Regions from separate parts of the Homo sapiens genome. Here region 1 is linked to region 2. Evidence: chromatin loops called from intact Hi-C (ENCODE). Cell type or tissue: Caco-2. All regions are shown on one strand. Each heading gives the region's core, and the rest is flanking DNA. Links, peaks and the distances in the headings are about the cores only.

Region 1 (8,372 bases), core at 1,839-6,838, 78 kb before region 2:
GACCAAGTGTGTATTTTACCGAATCTTTCAGATGTGTGAATTCATTTGAATGTCAACCGTACTAAGTTTATATGTCAACATGTCACGCCTTCAATATAAATAAAGGTAAATCTTAAAATAGGGCCTCAGGAATATTGCCTTAGAAAAGTAGACACTATCGCCGGGCGTAGTGGCTCACGCCTGTAATCCCAGCACTTTGGGAGGCCGAGGCGGGTAGATCACAAGGTCAGGAGATCAAGACCATTCTGGCTAACACGGTGAAACCCTGTCTCTACTAAAAATACAAAAAAAAAAAAAAATTAGTGGGGCATGGTGGCGGGCGCCTGTAGTCCCAGCTACTTGGGAGGCTGAGGCAGGAGAATGGCGTGAACCCGGGAGGGAGCTTGCAGTGAGCCGAGATTGTACCACTGCACTCCAGCCTGGGCGACAGAGCGAGACACTGCCTCAAAAAAAAAAAAAAAGAAAGAAAGAAAGAAAGAAAAGTAGACACTATCAGCTTTTTGTCTGAATGTTTACAGATACATCCCTACATGTTTCAATAAAAAGGCCATGAAGAGACAAAGACACCAGAAACTATGACTACCTAACATTTCGCTCAATTTGTGTAAACATATTCCACTCTTAGCCATTTGCTTTTGGTTTCCATTGGATATTAAACTGAGAGGTTATCCACTCACCCTCATAAAGTATCTCCTCTCTTTAAGAACTCAGTTTCTGCACAACCAAGTCTTCCCATTTCTACTCTTTTTCACTCAGCATCGTATCTGCAGTATTTTATTATGATGTCAAAGAGTCTTCTTGTATTGGGAACAGACCTTAGTGATCCATGCCTAAGGAGAGAAGAGAAAAAAAGCTTACCCTTAAGGTCTTGGAGAAGAGCAAATCTAGGCACCAGGCCATGTGGTTCTTGTCCTGACTGCCTACCCAGGTTCCCTAGCAGTTCTACTCCATATCTGACCTAGGCAGTAGGCCTTACATGTTGAGGGGGAGGCCGATATGTAGTGGAGCTCTAACATAAGGGTACGGATAGCTCTCCAGCCTGACAAGACCCACACAGCCCTATTTGAATGGACACAAATACACAAATGACTATAAATGCTAATCAGATAGATAACAGGATTTTGTCTCATGGTTTCATTATTTAACATTGGAACAGAAATATTTTCCAGTGTCTTTAAAAGGCTGTGACTTACGACTGTGTCCTGTGACTTTGTTTTGTATGTGTCTTATTGTTTTTCAGTTAGGAATCAGTCCTGTATTTTCTCATTATTAACAAAGCCATGGAACTTGCAAAGAAGATAAAAATAACCATGTGCTGATCAGGAGAAAATCGATGCCATAAAATTGTGTATTAAACACTGATAAACAGTTCCATATTATGGGCCGGACGTGGTGGCTCACACCTGTAATCCCAGCAGTTTGGGAGGCCGAGACGGGCAGAACACGAGGTCAGGAGTTTGAGACCAGCCTGGCCAGCATGGTGAAACCCCATCTCTACTAAAAATACAAAAAATTAGCCGGGCATGGTGGCGCATGCCTGTAGTCCCAGCTACTCAGAAGGCTGAGGCAGAATTGCTTGAACCCAGCAGGCGGAGGCTGTAGTGAGCCGAGATCACGCCATTGCATTCCAGCCTGGGCGACAGAGCGAGACTCTGTTTCAAAACCAAACAAACGAACAGTTCCATATTTACTCCCATTTTTTCAACACAGAGAAAAAGTTCTATCTATACAGTTAAACACGACAATAAATTTACATTTTAGTTGAATTTAGCTATACATAAGGTTGAAGAAAGTTTCACATATGATTCCTGAGTTTTTCATATTCTCATAAAAAATTTGCAATATCTAAATTTAAGACAATAAAATATTTGCAGAGAACTTCTTGATTGGACTATTCATGAAAACATAAGTACTCGGCCGGTCGCGGTGGCTCACGCCAATAATCCTAGCACTTTGGGAGGCCGAGGCGGGTGGATCACAAGGTCAAGAGTTCGAGACCAGCCTGGCCAATATGGTGAAACCTGACTCTACTAAAAATACAAAAATTAGCTGGGCTTGGTGGCAGGCACCTGTAATCCCAGCTACTCAGGAGGCTGAGGCAGTAGAATCACTTGAACACGGGAGGCGGAGGTTGTAGTGAGCAGAGATTGTGCCTCTGTACTCTAGCCTCTGCGACAGAGTGAGACTCCATCTCAAAACAAACAAACAAAAAATAAGTACTCAATTTGTACTTTTAAGTATAATATATATATTTATACACATATAAACATATAAATACATATTTATATGCAATATGAACATATGTATTATACACACTTATACCGCTGAAAACTGAAATTTTTAATTCTCCTTGAATTTTTATTCCTAATTCTTTCCTTAAAAATTGATCTTTGAAATCTCAAAGGAAAGATAACAAAACTCAATAAATGATAGTTGAAATAGGCATCTCTCACATTCAGTCACCTTGATGTGTGACCTAAGAAAACTGTAAGATGGATGCATTCACACAACTCACATGCCACTAGAATGCTTCATTAGTGTCTCTGTTTATATAATGATGAATTAAAGACACGATTTGTTGGCCAAAAATACCATCTTCAAACATATACTCACTATAACACCTATCAGGATTAAAAATATATAGCATTGGCCAGACACAGTGGCTCACAACTGTAATCCCAGCACTTTGGGAGGCCAAGGAGGTGGATAGCTTGAGCCCAGGAGTTCAAGACTAGTCCTGGCAATGTAGTGAGACCCCGTGTCTACAAAAAATCCAAAAAATAGCCAGGCATGGTGGCTTGCAATGGAAACCCCAGCTACTTAGGTAGTGGAGGTAGGAGGACCACAGGAGCCCAGGGAGGTTGATACTGCGGTGAACCATGATCATGCCATTGCACTCCAGCCTGGGCAACAGAGTGAGACGCTGTCTAAAAAAAAAAAAAAATATATATATATATATATATATATATATATATATATATATATATGGCATTTAAAATTTTGTAATATACCTACAGATATAAATACAGACACAACACAGTTTACTCTAAATATAATTGGATTCATATTGTTTGAAATTTTCTACAAAATCTTCAGCATCACCTTATACTCTTTGAATGTATCTACATCAGTATTTACTTTTGAGTGTTTGAATTTTTTTCATATTTTACTCTAGAACTTTAAGAAATTATAAAGCCGAAAACATATGATAGGTCAACCACAGTGAAAAGAAATAATCAATTTTCCCTATGCACATATAATATGGACTTTATAAACTAATGTTCAAATTCCCCTGTAGTGCAACTGGTTCTTTTTCTTTCTTTCTTTCTTTTTTTAAATTTTAGATATGGGGTTTCGCTATGTTGACCAGACCGATCTCGAACTCCTGGCCTCAAGCGATCCACCCAACTCTGCCTCCCAAAGTGCTAGTATTAGAGGCATGAGGCACCAAGCCTGGCTGCCTTGTAGTATATCTGTTAAAACAAGTTTTCTTCACTGAAAACTTGAGTACTTTTCAAATATAATTAATTATTCATGGAAATAATGATAGGTTTAAAAGTACTGGCACTTTTAAAAACTGAGTTTGTATAATTCATAAAACATAAAATTAACCATTAAAATGTGTGAAATTTAGTGGCATTTAGTATATTCACAATGCAGTGCAAGCATTACCACTATCTAGTGGCAAATCATTTTCATTACATTCAACTTGCTGGACCTGTAACTGTGTGAGGTAAATCATACCCAGATAGACTCAGTGAGCAGTATATTTAATTTCTGAAAGAACAAGATTCTTGATGAGCATGGGTGGTTTAGGCCTCATTTTGTTTAGAGATGGAAAAAAAAAAAGCGAAAATTCAACAGTAAGACCAGGTTGCACCAAACTGGACAAATCTCCAGGCAGCCATATTGGGTGGCGCCTTTGTCTCTGAGTGGCGTTTTTTCAGACGGGAAGGGTGGGAGAAAAGGGCGCCAAGATAGGGATTCCTTGAAAATGTGAAGCACGACTGCCACCGTGAGGAAATCGTTTAAAGACACAATACGCCATTACAGCGTCCTTCCTGGAAAGATTCGCTGTGGGGAAAAGTCTGAACAGTGGGAGGTGGCAGACGCTTGGGCTCCAGGCTAGGTCTTCTTGCTTTCTCCTCTAAGGCCTGAAGAGAGGCCTTAACATTGGCGGTATCTTGGTGTAGAACCTGGAGTGCGATGGGCTCGAAGTCAACCAGCAGCTGCCAGGAGGTCCCGGCACAGGAAATCGTGGGGCCGGGCCCCAGTTCCTCCTGGTGTGGGCAGGACTGCAGGAACCCACTCAAACACACATGGAGGCTCTTGCGGGCATCTATCTCTTATTCCTGTCCCTTGGAGCAAGAGTCAGCCAACGTTCTCGTGCTGGCTATGGGTCTTTGGGTCTCTGGTAGCATCAGTACCGCGCACATAGAACAGGGTTATTCCAGGGGAAGTTTATAGGATTTGCTTTCAGAACGTTCAATCTCCATGTTCTATACCAAGATACCGCCCATATCCAGGTCTCTTTTAAGGCCTTAGAGGAGAAGACAAGGACTCCTACCTAGCATGGAGCCCAAGCCTCTTCCACCTCCCCACAGACCAGACCTTGGCCAACAGGTAGTCCTCACGGGGAAGAACACTGTAATGGTGGAAGGGTTTTTTTTTAAACGATATCCGCGCGATGGCAGTATTGCTCCACATACAGGAAGAAGCCCCGGTTCAAAGTCCTCTTCTCCCGCCCTTCCTGCCTCAAAAAAAAGCCACCCATAGACAAGCGTTCCAAACCTGGATGCTTTATATCTTGCAGTTTGGAGCTTGCCGGTCTTACTGCTGCACTTTTTCTTTTTATTTTCAACTTGAAATCAAACTAAAGGCCGGGCGCGGTGGCTCACGCCTGTAATCCCAGCACTTTGGGAGGCCAAGGAGGGCAGATCACCTGAGGTCGGGAATTCGAGACCAGCCTGACCAACATGGAGAAACCCCGTCTGTATTAAAAATACAAAATTAGCCGGGTGTGGTGACGCATGCCTGTAATCCCTGCTACTCGGGAGGCTGAGATAGGAGAATCGCTTGAACCCAGGAGGCAGAGGTTGAGGGATCGCGCCACTGCACTCCAGCCTGGGCAACAAGAGAGAAACTCCGTCTCAAATAAAAAAAAAAAAAGAAGAAAGAAAGAAAAGAAAACAAATCAAACCAAGGCCTAAACCACCTGCCCTTGTTCTATCAAAAATTACATATTCTCCTGAACTAGTCTGTGTTAGTTTGATTTGCTTCAGAGTTACAGGTCCAGTAATTTCCGTGGCATCAAACCGTCTCTTTCAGCGGATAAATTCGGTGGGTGAAAACACAAAAAGGAGAAAAGGGCTGAAAGCAGAAAAGATCTTCTCCGGCAAACAATTTAAAAATCCCAGAGGTCGGCCGGGCGTGGTGGCTCACGACTGTAATCCTAGCACTTTGAGAGGCCAAGGCGGGCGGATCACGAGTTCAAGAGATCGAGACTATCCTGGCCAACATGGTGAAACCCCATCTCTACTAAAAATACAAAAATTAGCCGGGCGTGGTGGTGGGCTGTAGTCCCAGCTACTCGGGAGGCTGAGGCAGTAGAATCGCTTGAAACCGGGAGGTGGAGGTTGCAGTGAGCCGAGATCGCACCACTGTACTCCAGCCTGGGGACACAGCGAGACTCCGTCTCAAAAAAACAAAACAAAACAAAACAAAAAATCCCAGAGGTCTTTGACCTGGCTCCCCTGTGAGACATCCAGGGAGTTCTCCCTATTCTGAGAGCCTTCTGAGCCTTCTGTGGTGCATTGTAGGCAACAATTTGGCATGAGCCACTAGAGGAGAAACCAGGTGATGCTCATTACTGCATGCCATATATACTCCACATGGCATGATATTCAAAGTACATATGTTTAATTCCTGTCACGGTTACTCCGAGTTTCGTCTAATGGTCTCATCGTTTAACATCAAAACACAACATGTGCCCATGCCATTAAATATTCTTCAAGTATTTCCTGAGACTTTATGGACTGTGTGTGTTTATAATTATATGTTTCTCTGAGAGTTTTATAATTTGTCTTTTAGGTGTAAGGATTACAGTATTCTCCAAATAGTAAATTAAAGAATAATGCTTGACAAATATTAAGAATAGTCCATGTATTAATAATGAAGAAAACCGCTACAATACAACTTGTCAAGGCAACTCATTTGGATTATTTCCATGCATATCTTTCAATAAGTACATTGTTAATTTCAGCAAAAAATAAATCTGTATTAAAAGTGGATTACTGTGTACACTGTGATTTGGATCAGACCAAGTGTGTATTTTAAGAAACCTTTGAGGAGCGTGAATTCATTTGAATGTCCACAGTACTAAGTCTTATTTTTCAACATTTCATGCCTTCACTGTAAATAAAGGTAAATCTTTTTTTTTTTTTTTGAGACAGAGTTTTGCTCTTTCGCCCAGGCTGGAGTGCAGAGGCACGATCTCGGCTCACTGCAACCTCTGCCTTCTGGTTTCAAGTGATTCTCCTGCCTCAGCCTCCCGAGTAGCTGGGATTACAGGTGTGTGCCACCACACCCTGCTAATTTTTGTATTTTCAGTAGAGACGGGGTTTCACTATGTTGGCCAGGCTGGTCTCAATCTCCTGACCTCGTGATCGGCCCACCTTGGCCTCCCAAAGCACTGGGATTGCAGGCATGAGCCACTGCACCTGGCAAATAAAGATAAATCTTAAAATTTGACCTCAAGAATATTACTTTAGTAAAGTAGACACTATCAGCTTTTTGTATGAATGTGTACACATACATGACTACACGTTTCAAAAAGAAGGCCATGAAGAAACAAAGACACCAGAAACTATGGCTACCCAATATTTTGCTCAATTCGTGTAAACATATTCCACTCTTAGCCATTTGCTTTTGGTTTCCATTGGATATTAAACAGTGATGTAATCCACTCACCCTCATCAAGCATCTCCTCTTTTCAAGAACTCAGTTACTGCACAACCAAGTCTTCCCATTTCTACTCTTACTCAGCATCATATCTGCAGTGTTTTATTATGATGTCAAATAGTCCTGTAGTTTTGGGTACAGACCTTAGGTTTCCATGCCTAAGGAGAGAAGAAAAAAAAAAGTTTTACCCCTAAGGTCTTTCAGAAGAGCAAATCTAGGCACCAGGCTATGTGGTTCTTGTCCTGACTCCCTACCCAGGTTCCCTAGGAGTTTTACTGCACGATCTGACCTAGTCATTAGGCCTTATATGTTGAGAGGGAGGCTGATATTTAGTGGGGCTCTAACATAAGGGTTCGGACAGCTCTCCAGCCTGAGAAAACACACACAGCCCTACTTGAATGGACACAAATACAGGAATGACTATAAATTCTAATCAGATGGATCACAGAATTTTGTCTCATGGTTTCATTATTTAACATTGGAACAGAAATTTTTTCCAGTGTCATTAAATGGCTATGACTTAAGACTGTCCTATAACTTTGTTGTACATGTGTCTTACTCTTTTTCATTAGGAATAAGTCCTATATTTTCTCATTAGTGACAAGACATAGAACTTGCAAAGTAAAACAGTAACCATATGCTGATGAAGAGAAAAGCAATGTCATAAAACTATATATTAAACACTGATAACCATTTCCATATTCACTCCCTTTTTTTCAATACACAGATAAAAAGTTCTATGTATACAGTCAAACACACAATAAATTTACATTTTAGCTGAATTTAGCTATACTTAAGGTTGAAGAATTAAAAGTTTCACATCTGATTGTTGAGGAGTTTTTGATATTCTCATAAAACATTTGTAATATCTGAATTTTGGACAATAAAATATTTGCAAAGAACTTCTTGATTGGACTATTCATCAAAACATAAGTTCTCAATTTTCACTTTTAAATCTAAAAAATACAGATACATATATAAATATATATACATATATTAATTTTTTTTAGATGGAGTCTCACTCTGTCTCCCAGGCTGGTCTCGAACTCCTGACCTCAGGTGATCCGCCCGCCGCAGCCTCCCAAAGTGCAGGGATTACAGGCATGAGTCACCGCACCTGGCTAAAAAATATATATATATTTAAACATACATAAACATATAAATACATATTTATATACAATATAAACAGATGTATAATACATACTTATACCTCTGAAAATTAGAATTTTTAATTCTTCTAGAATTCTTATTCCTAATTCTTACCTTAAAACTTTATCTTTAAAATCTTCAAAGAAAGATAACAAAATTCAACAAATTGTAGTTGAAATAGGCATCTCACACATTTAGTCACCTAGATGTGTAACCTAAGAAAACTGTACGGCCAGGTGCGGTTGCTCATGCCTGTAATCCCA
Region 2 (8,372 bases), core at 2,040-7,039:
TCCTGGGACTCAGCAAGTTGCTGCTGCTTTAGGCCTCTATCCACTCTCTGACCAGATAGTCTCTTAATGTAAACCAAAATGTGTGGGAATACAAAATTCCTGACCCTGAGGAATTCTAGGGCTGGGGCTACCTCTCTGTCACTCACAATTCTAAGTTAAGTTATGGTGCACTGTCTCCACACATCTGGCTTTCCTAGTCTAGCATATGGTCAAGTCAAACTGTGACTCAACAGCAGGCAGCCTAACCCATCTGATGCAGGGTTTCTCTCAGTCACCTGCTTAGCTGAAGTAGGCTGAAAAGGTCAGAGGTCACCTTACACTTTCATAAGGTATTTGAGACCATTGAGACATGCTTTCTCAAATGTTTTCAAACCCTTCTTGGCTCATGTCAACCTATAACATCCTCAAGGACAGCTAGACCAAGGCATGAATAGCAGGAAAGTCAATTTCCCCAGGGACCCTATGGTCTTTGTAGTAGTTGCTAAAAACTTCCTAGTAGATGTTATAGCTCCACCCTGGGCAAGTAGAATTCAGGTGGTGACCATATGTTACAGCAGTGCATGAGAATAACATTCCTTTCTCTTCTGTAAGTGGTCAGCCACTGAATCCATCACTGATACACGAGAAAACTCTCACATGCAGTCAATCTTACAAAATTTTTGCCTTTTCTTGCTATGCTATGGGCAAGTGTCCTGAGGGTCCTGATGTGCTCAGCTTTTAGAGGGCTTACAAGGAATCTTCATTAGAAAAAGGCTAAGAAGCAGGCACAGAGAACAATACTTGCTAATCTGAATGAACAGTTAGGTCCCAAGTCTCAATGGCCTCATCTTCCTTAGGGGAAGGCCAATAGCTAAAGAACTCATTTCTGTTCCTTTAATAGAGCTAAGAGTAGGTTTCTCTAAATAGGTAGGCCTTCACACTGGGCCCTAGAAAAAGTGCTGCAAAGCCATGGTAGCTGTTACCTCCTGGCTTCAGAAAATACTTCCAGGTCTTCTGGTTGTGTATATCTGCACTCCTATTGATGTTCAAGGATTTATTGGCTTGGCCAAGTGACACACACTGCCTTCTCCTCAGGTCTTCCTTGCTCTAGGCAATGGGGGCACCAGACTTTTAGGTATCCTTGAGACCCCCAGAAAGCACGCTGGCTGCTGTTAGATATCATCTGGAATGAGATGTTTCATCTGCACCCTAACATTGCTTACACCTTGTGCCAACCCCCTACCTCATTGTTCAAAGGGCATGGCCAGAGGATATGTGGCCAGAAGTCCCCCCAAATAGGATCTGAGCCATTTGTTTTAGCCCCACCCTCACTGGGTAGATATCTAAGCCCCAATACTTCCTATACTCCACCTGCCTAGTAGCTGTCCCTTCAGTCCTCCCCCTGACCCCCCACTTATCAGCTTCTCCCCCAGGATCCTGCCTTTGTCCAGAGCTCCTGGAAGGCTTCAGATTTAAAGTGAAGGGGACCTACTTAGGGCTAGGGTCCACTCAACCTCACAAAAGGCCCAACATTTCTCAGTTGCTAAAACTTGGGGGGGCTCTAACAACTTTGGGTTTGTGTTTTGTCAAACTACATCCTCTTGATGGCAGTATTGCTCTGGAAAAGCTGATTAGCCTTGCCTGGGCACCCCACCCCCAGAGCCCTTCTCCTCTCACCCATTCAATCTGAAAAAAGCTACCAAGACAAAGGAGACAGGAAACAAAGCTGCCTTGCTATTGGCCCTGTTTGGGGAAAATCTGCTCTTTCGAATTTACTTTTGCTCCTGGTTTCCCTCTGAACTCAGACTGAAGCCTATACCACCCAGTTTCATCAGCCATACTTTGTTTAAAGAATCCCATTTCCGATAGCATTAGGAGATATACCTAATGCTAAATGACGAGTTAATGGGTGCAGCACACCAGCATGGCACATGTATACATATGTAACTAACCTGCTCATTGTGCACATGTACCCTAAAACTTAAAGTATAATAATAATAAAATTTAAAAAAACAAAAAAATGCCCATTTCCACTCTACCATAGCTTTGTAGGTCTGCTCTTCTTCATTCAACCTTGATCCCCAACAATTTCCCAAGTTATCTGCTTCAGTGGGAAATTCTTAGGGACCTAGGGCTAAGAAAGTGAAGAAAATAATGGAAATAACAGCCTAGAGAAGAACAAATCTAGGCACCAGGCCATGTGACTTGTTTCACTGCCAGGTTCCCTGGGAGTCCTCCATTTTCTGACCTGGGCACTAGGTCTTGTGTATTGAGTTGGGGGCAGCCATGTCAGAACCCTAATAGGAGGGTCCAGATAGATCTCAAGGCTGAATTCCATACAATATCCCTCTTGGGGTGACACACACACTCCAAACTTACAAAATTCCAGTAGAAAGGAACATGATTTTGTCTTATGGTTCCATCATTCAACATTAAAACACAAGCAAGTTCCCATGCACATCATTATTTGACTTTTAATGGCTTCCTATGGCTTTATTATATATGTGTGTGCCACTGCTTAAGCTTAGGAATCAGTCTTATGGTGTTTCCTCATAAGTAATTAAGACATGGTGCTTGTAAAGAATTTAGAAAATAACCATGTGCTGATCAAGAACAAAAGCACTGTCATAAAATCTTGTATTAAACACTAATAGCCTTTTGCATATTTACTCCCATTATTTCAACATGCACAGAGGTCTATATTTACGGTAATACACTACAATAAGCATATTTAAATTAAATTTATATATGCATCATGTTTTAGATGCAAACTTTTCACTGCTCATTCCTGGGTAACTGAAATTGTCATGAAATATTTGCAAGACCTGGATTTTAGATAATAAAATATTTGCAATGAGCTTCTTGATTGACTAATTCATTAAAGAATGTTAGGTTCTCAATTTTTAAAAAATTTATACACAGGACATAATACCTATAATGCCACCACTCAAGTATCTTAATTTTGATACCTGCCTTACCTAATCATTAGTATGCTGACTATATATATATATATATATACATGCTAACATTGGAACAGGCACTATGTGCTTATGCCTCAGAACATTAGGGTTTCTTTTGTTTATATTTTTCAAAACTTATACCAAAATTTTATCTTAAAATTTTATGTAAAATCTATAAAGTTGAAACGCATACTCACTCTAACACTGACCATGATTATGCATGATATGCATAATGCATATATATGTATAAGCATTAGATAGATAGGTCCAAGTTACCTGGTTACAGGCCTAGAGGGAAAAGAAAATGATTGCACCTATTATATATATATTTACTTCTCTTTATTTATTTATTTTTATTCAGCCTCTGGGAGCATGGACTATCCTTTTCTTTAAAGACAATTGAATGCAAACTGGATACAGTTTTGCACAAATTCTTCAACACCACCTTATACCATTTGCATACATGAATGACAATGTATATTTGAGTGCTTGGATTTTTTTTGTATCTTACTCTAGAAGACCTTTCTATTTCAAGAAATTACAAAAGTTACACCCACTGTTGGCACCGTTTAGATTTTAAGAAATTATAAGTAGAAAGTAAACGGTACTTCAATCACAACAAGAAATAGCCACTTAAAAATATCCTTGCCATACATTCTTATATCTTCACTTTGCACAAATAATATACACTTAAAAAATGTTCAAATTCTCTTGTACTTTGAATGCTAAAACAAGTTTTCCTCATTTGTAACTTGAATGCTCTTCAAATCTCATTAAGTATTCTTTAGAATAATGACAGGTTTTAAAATCTTGCCACATGTTTTTGCATTTCTAGAAATAATCATGCTTCTTTACAATGTACCTGCTATAACAGCCATGTATGGAGAAGTGAAGCGAGGTCACAGGTAATGCCACCTCCAGCAGACAAGAACTTTTAAAATGTGGGTTCATCTTCAATCCTCTTCACTCGGTTTTGGTTCTCATCTGTTTGTGCGTGGTCAGCTCTCCTAGCAAAAGTGCTAACCCTTCTTGGTTTGGCGGGCTGATCCCATTTCTCTTCAAGGTCCTCCTAGCTGCAAGCAATTTGGTTGCACCTGGGACCTCCAGCAAGCACATGGCATCCTTTTATAAGCAACCTGGTATTGTCTGGTTCTCTGCAGTGACTCTGCTACCACAAAGGTCCTAGGCCCCAGAGCCTGAAGGCACCACGTGTCAGCCTTTCCCAGACTCTCAGGGGCGGGGAGAGAGACGAATACCCACAGGCCCAGTACTTCGTTGGTTGGTGGCTTCCTCCAGTCCCGCCCATACTGGGAGAATACCAAGACCCCACCCTACAACTTCCTGGGCCTGGACTTCCTGCCAGAGGCCGACTTAGTCTTCCCTCCCCACGGGCCAGTTCCTACACCTGGACCTCACTCTGTCCAGAGCTTCAGGTAGGCCTCAGGAGGTGGAACTAAGATCCAGCTCATGGTCCGAGCCTGCTCAGCCTCTAACAGAATGGAACTTTCCAATATAAGCCCTCTAAGGGATGGGGCTTTTTCCAGAAATTTCCTCACGATGGCAGTGTTGCTCCTGGAATTCTATCCAATACTGCCCCCAAGCCCTCTTCTCCCGCCCGTCTGGTATGAAAAAAAAATGTGACCAACAGATTAAGGCACCAGGAAATATGGCTGACTTGAGAAACTCGCTCATACTATTGTGATTTTGCTTTTGGTTTTTCATCTGAAATCAAACTGGCGCCTAAACCTACACTCTCATCAGGGGTCTTTTCAGTTCAAGAACTCAATTTCCACTTACCTAGTCTTCACAGTTCTGCTTTTTCTTCACCTAACTTTTTCTCATGGTACTAAATTGTCTTGGTGTATCAGGGGTCAAACCTCAGGGATCCAGGCCTAGAGGGAAAAGCAAATGGTTGCATCTAAGGGCTTGGAGAAGAGCAAATCCATGTTGTTCTTGCCTGACTCACTTCCCAGGTTTCCCGGGAGTCCTACTCAATTTCTGGCCTAGGCACTAGGCCTGTGTGTTGAGGGAGAAGCAGTTGTCTGGAACCCTAAGCTAAGTGTCTAGATGGTTCTCAAGACTGCGTGCTATACAGTGCCCATTTGGAAGGGTACACAAACTCAAATATGTATAAATTCCAGTCAGAGGAGACTGATACAGTCTCATAGTCAAAATAATTTAAAATCGGAACACAGGCATGTTCCTATGTTCTTATATGACTGTCAATGGTTTCCTGTGACTTTAGTGTGTATATGCTTATCACTTAGGGGTCAATCTTATGGTATTTTATCTTACGTAATTAAGACATGGTGCTTGCAAAGGATTTGCAAAGGATTCAGAAAAGAACCATGTGCTGACCAAGAGTAAAGCACTGTCATAAACAGTACCTATTAGTAATACTGATAAACATCTGGATTATGTTTTGTGAACTAAAAAGTGTCTGAGACAGGTCTCAATAGTTTCAGAAATTTATTTTGCAAGTTTAAGTACACGCATGCCTGGGAGATAGGTCCATGCCTTTCTTCAAAGATGATTTTGAGGGCTTCAATATTTAAAGGGGAAAGGGCAGATACTGGGGAAAGGGGAAGAAATTTTGAAAAGATGTGGGTAGATAAGAGGCAAAGGGTAGCATTCTTTTGAGTCTTTGATCAGCCCTTCATAGGCGAGATGAGGGTAGAGGAATAGTCACGTACACATTCATCTAGCTCAGTGAATCTGCATTTTTTACATAGGATAAAATAAACACAGGGCAGAGGAAGCAATCAGACATGCATTTGTCTCAAGTGAGCGGAGGGAAGACTTTGAGTTCTGTCTTTTGTTCCATACCTGTGAGGATAAGCCAAAATTTACATTGTCAGGGTGAAATTCAACAGAACTGTTTCAGGGTAAAAATCTTGGGGCTCACAAGGAATTTCCTAGTGGGCAAATTGTGAGGGAGATATGTAGCTTTTTGTTTTTGCTTTGTTCAATCATTGTAGCCATCTTATTTAGGAATAAAATGGGAGGCAGGTTTGCCTGACGCAGTTCCCAGCTTGACGTTTCCCTTTGGCTTAGTGATTTTGGGGCCCTGAGATTTATTTTCCTTTCACAGTTTCAACATACACATGCAAACTCATATACTCATGCACTCATTTCAATATATACACATAAACATTTATATTTCGTGTCATACACAATAGTAAGTTTACATTAAAATGAGGTTTATTTGTATGTTATGGTTTGGAGTATACTTTCACTTCTGTTTCCTGGGCAGTTTGTCATTATCATGAAAAATTTGCAAGACCTGAATTTTTAGTAAATGAAACATTAACCAAGAGCTTCTTGATTGCTACATTCAATAACAATATGGTCTCTGAAGACATGTTCACTTCATAAAACACTTATTTAACAACTGGAAATTTAATTCCTATGATGTCTCCTCTCAGGTATCATGATTTGAAGAGCTTCTAATCTTTATTATGCTAACATGTGTATACTCTAAAACAAATATTGAATCACAAGTATAACATGCGTGCATCAGAAAATATAGGATATTCCTTCCTTCTCAAAATTTTAACCTACAATTAAATCTAAAATTTCATCTTATTTTATTTATTTATTATTATATTTTTAGAGACTGGGTCTGGCAAGTCTATGCAATCATGGCTCACTGTAGCCTTGACCTCCAGGCTCAAGCAATCCTCCCACCTCAGCCTCTGGAGTAGCTAGGACCACAGGCACACACCACCACACCCAGCTATTTTTTTCTTTTTTATATTTTTTTGTAGAGAAGGGGTCTCCTTATGTTACCCAGACTGATCTCTAACTTGTAGGCTCAAGCGATCTTCCCAATTCAGCCTCCCAAAGTGCTGGGATTATAGGCATGAGCCACTGCACCTGGCCTAATCTTATTTTATTACTAAAAAAAATTAACAACAGATTGCATTACTGTATAAATAAAGTCTGTGTCCTCATCTCTTTAGCACTGTGACTGTGACCCAAACACGTACTCCATCAAAGGTTCAAGGTGAATGCATTGACATATTTTTATATTCATCTATAATCTTTTCTTAATGTTTCCCTTTAAATTTATTTATTTCCTAAAAATTAGGTCTTGCAAATTTTTCGTAATGACAAATTGCCAAGGAAATAGAAGTGAAAATATTATCCAAATCATGATATATGAATAAATCCCATATGAATGTAAACTTATTATTATATATGAAGCTAAATATCAAAGTTTCTATGTGTATACATATACACATGTACACATATACATACATATACAAACACACATTAATATACGGACAAAGAGAGTGAAATTTAAGTGCATTGTTACTATAATAATCATAATTAAAAATATACACTTTTTAGGGAGGCTGAGGCAGGAGAATCGTTTGAACCTGGGAGGCAGAGGTTGCAGTGAGCCAAGATCACACCACTGCACGCTAGCCCTGGAGACAGAGTGAGACTCCGTCTCAAAAAATATATATACTTTTTAAACATAAGTACACATATAGATGGATATGGAGTCATGCCTAATTTAATGACAGGGATACATTCTGAGAAGTGCATTGTTAGTTGATTTCATCATTGTGCAAACATCATAGTGTACTTACACAAATCTAGATAGTATAGCCTACTACACTCCTAGGTTGCAGAATATAGCCCATTGCTCCTAGGCTACAAAGTGGTATAGCATGTTGTTATACTGAATACTGTAGGCAATAGTAACAATGGTAAGTATTTGTGTATCTAAACATAGAAAAGGTACAATAAAAATACGATATTATAATATTATGTATGACATAACCATCATATATGCAGTCAGTCATTGACCTAAAGATCATTATACAGGGCATGACTGTATACTAATGTGTAGTTTATCTATCTTTAAACATAATTGAATGAATACCGAAGGTAGTTTTGAACAGAAACATCATCATTATCTCATACAATTTCCATGTTCCCATATACATATATGTACTTGGAGAACTTGAAATCTTTTTATTCTACCCTGGAAAGAGCCTTATTATCCAGAAAATTTAAAAAGCAATAGTTGCTGTTGGCAAACTGTTCAGATATTGAGAAATCATGAAGCCAAAAATAAATGATAGTTCAATCCCAACAAGAATAAAGACTTTTAAAATGTCATTCACCCAGACTGGGCAACATGGTGAAACCTGTCTCTACAAAAAAATACAAAAATTATCCTGGCAAGGTGGAGTGTGTCTGTAGTCCCAGCTACTTGGGAAACTGAGGTGCGAAGATCACCTGAGCCCAGGGAGGTGGAGACTTCACTGAGCCAAGATCGTGCCATAGCACTCCAGCCAGGGTGACAGAGCGGGACTCTGTCTCCAAAATAAATAAAAGAGGCCGGGCATGGTGGCTCACGCCTGTAATCCCAGCAATTTGGAAGGCCGAGGCGGGCGGATCATGAGGTCAGGAGTTGAA

The links. A loop is a pair of places that touch in the nucleus more often than their neighbours do. Peaks named below come from ENCODE experiments on the same cell type or tissue, not always from the same donor. Only the 100,000 strongest peaks of a DNase experiment are listed, where the experiment ranks them.
Region 1: it touches region 2 in a loop (22-fold over the local background); 6 of 110 quality-filtered maps call a loop at or near these places.

Annotation. Positions count from the first base shown.
Region 1 is chrX:131,748,629-131,757,000 of GRCh38, forward strand. FIRRE (firre intergenic repeating RNA element) reads right to left here. Exons shown (of 10, transcript NR_152876.1): 6 at 7,983-8,081; 7 at 6,970-7,118; 8 at 678-830. Among named protein-coding and RNA genes, the nearest start is that of FIRRE, 78 kb to the right of the region's middle. RefSeq lists enhancers at 4,047-4,226, 4,617-4,776. In Caco-2, for the core only: no CTCF peak of the experiment used is centred there; a DNase peak (open chromatin) is centred at 4,733.
Region 2 is chrX:131,826,491-131,834,862 of GRCh38, forward strand. It overlaps FIRRE (firre intergenic repeating RNA element), which reads right to left and starts at 4,153. Exons shown (of 10, transcript NR_152876.1): 1 at 3,802-4,153. RefSeq lists an enhancer at 1-72. In Caco-2, for the core only: a CTCF peak has its summit at 4,520; a DNase peak (open chromatin) is centred at 4,271; H3K4me3 peaks cover 2,463 bases.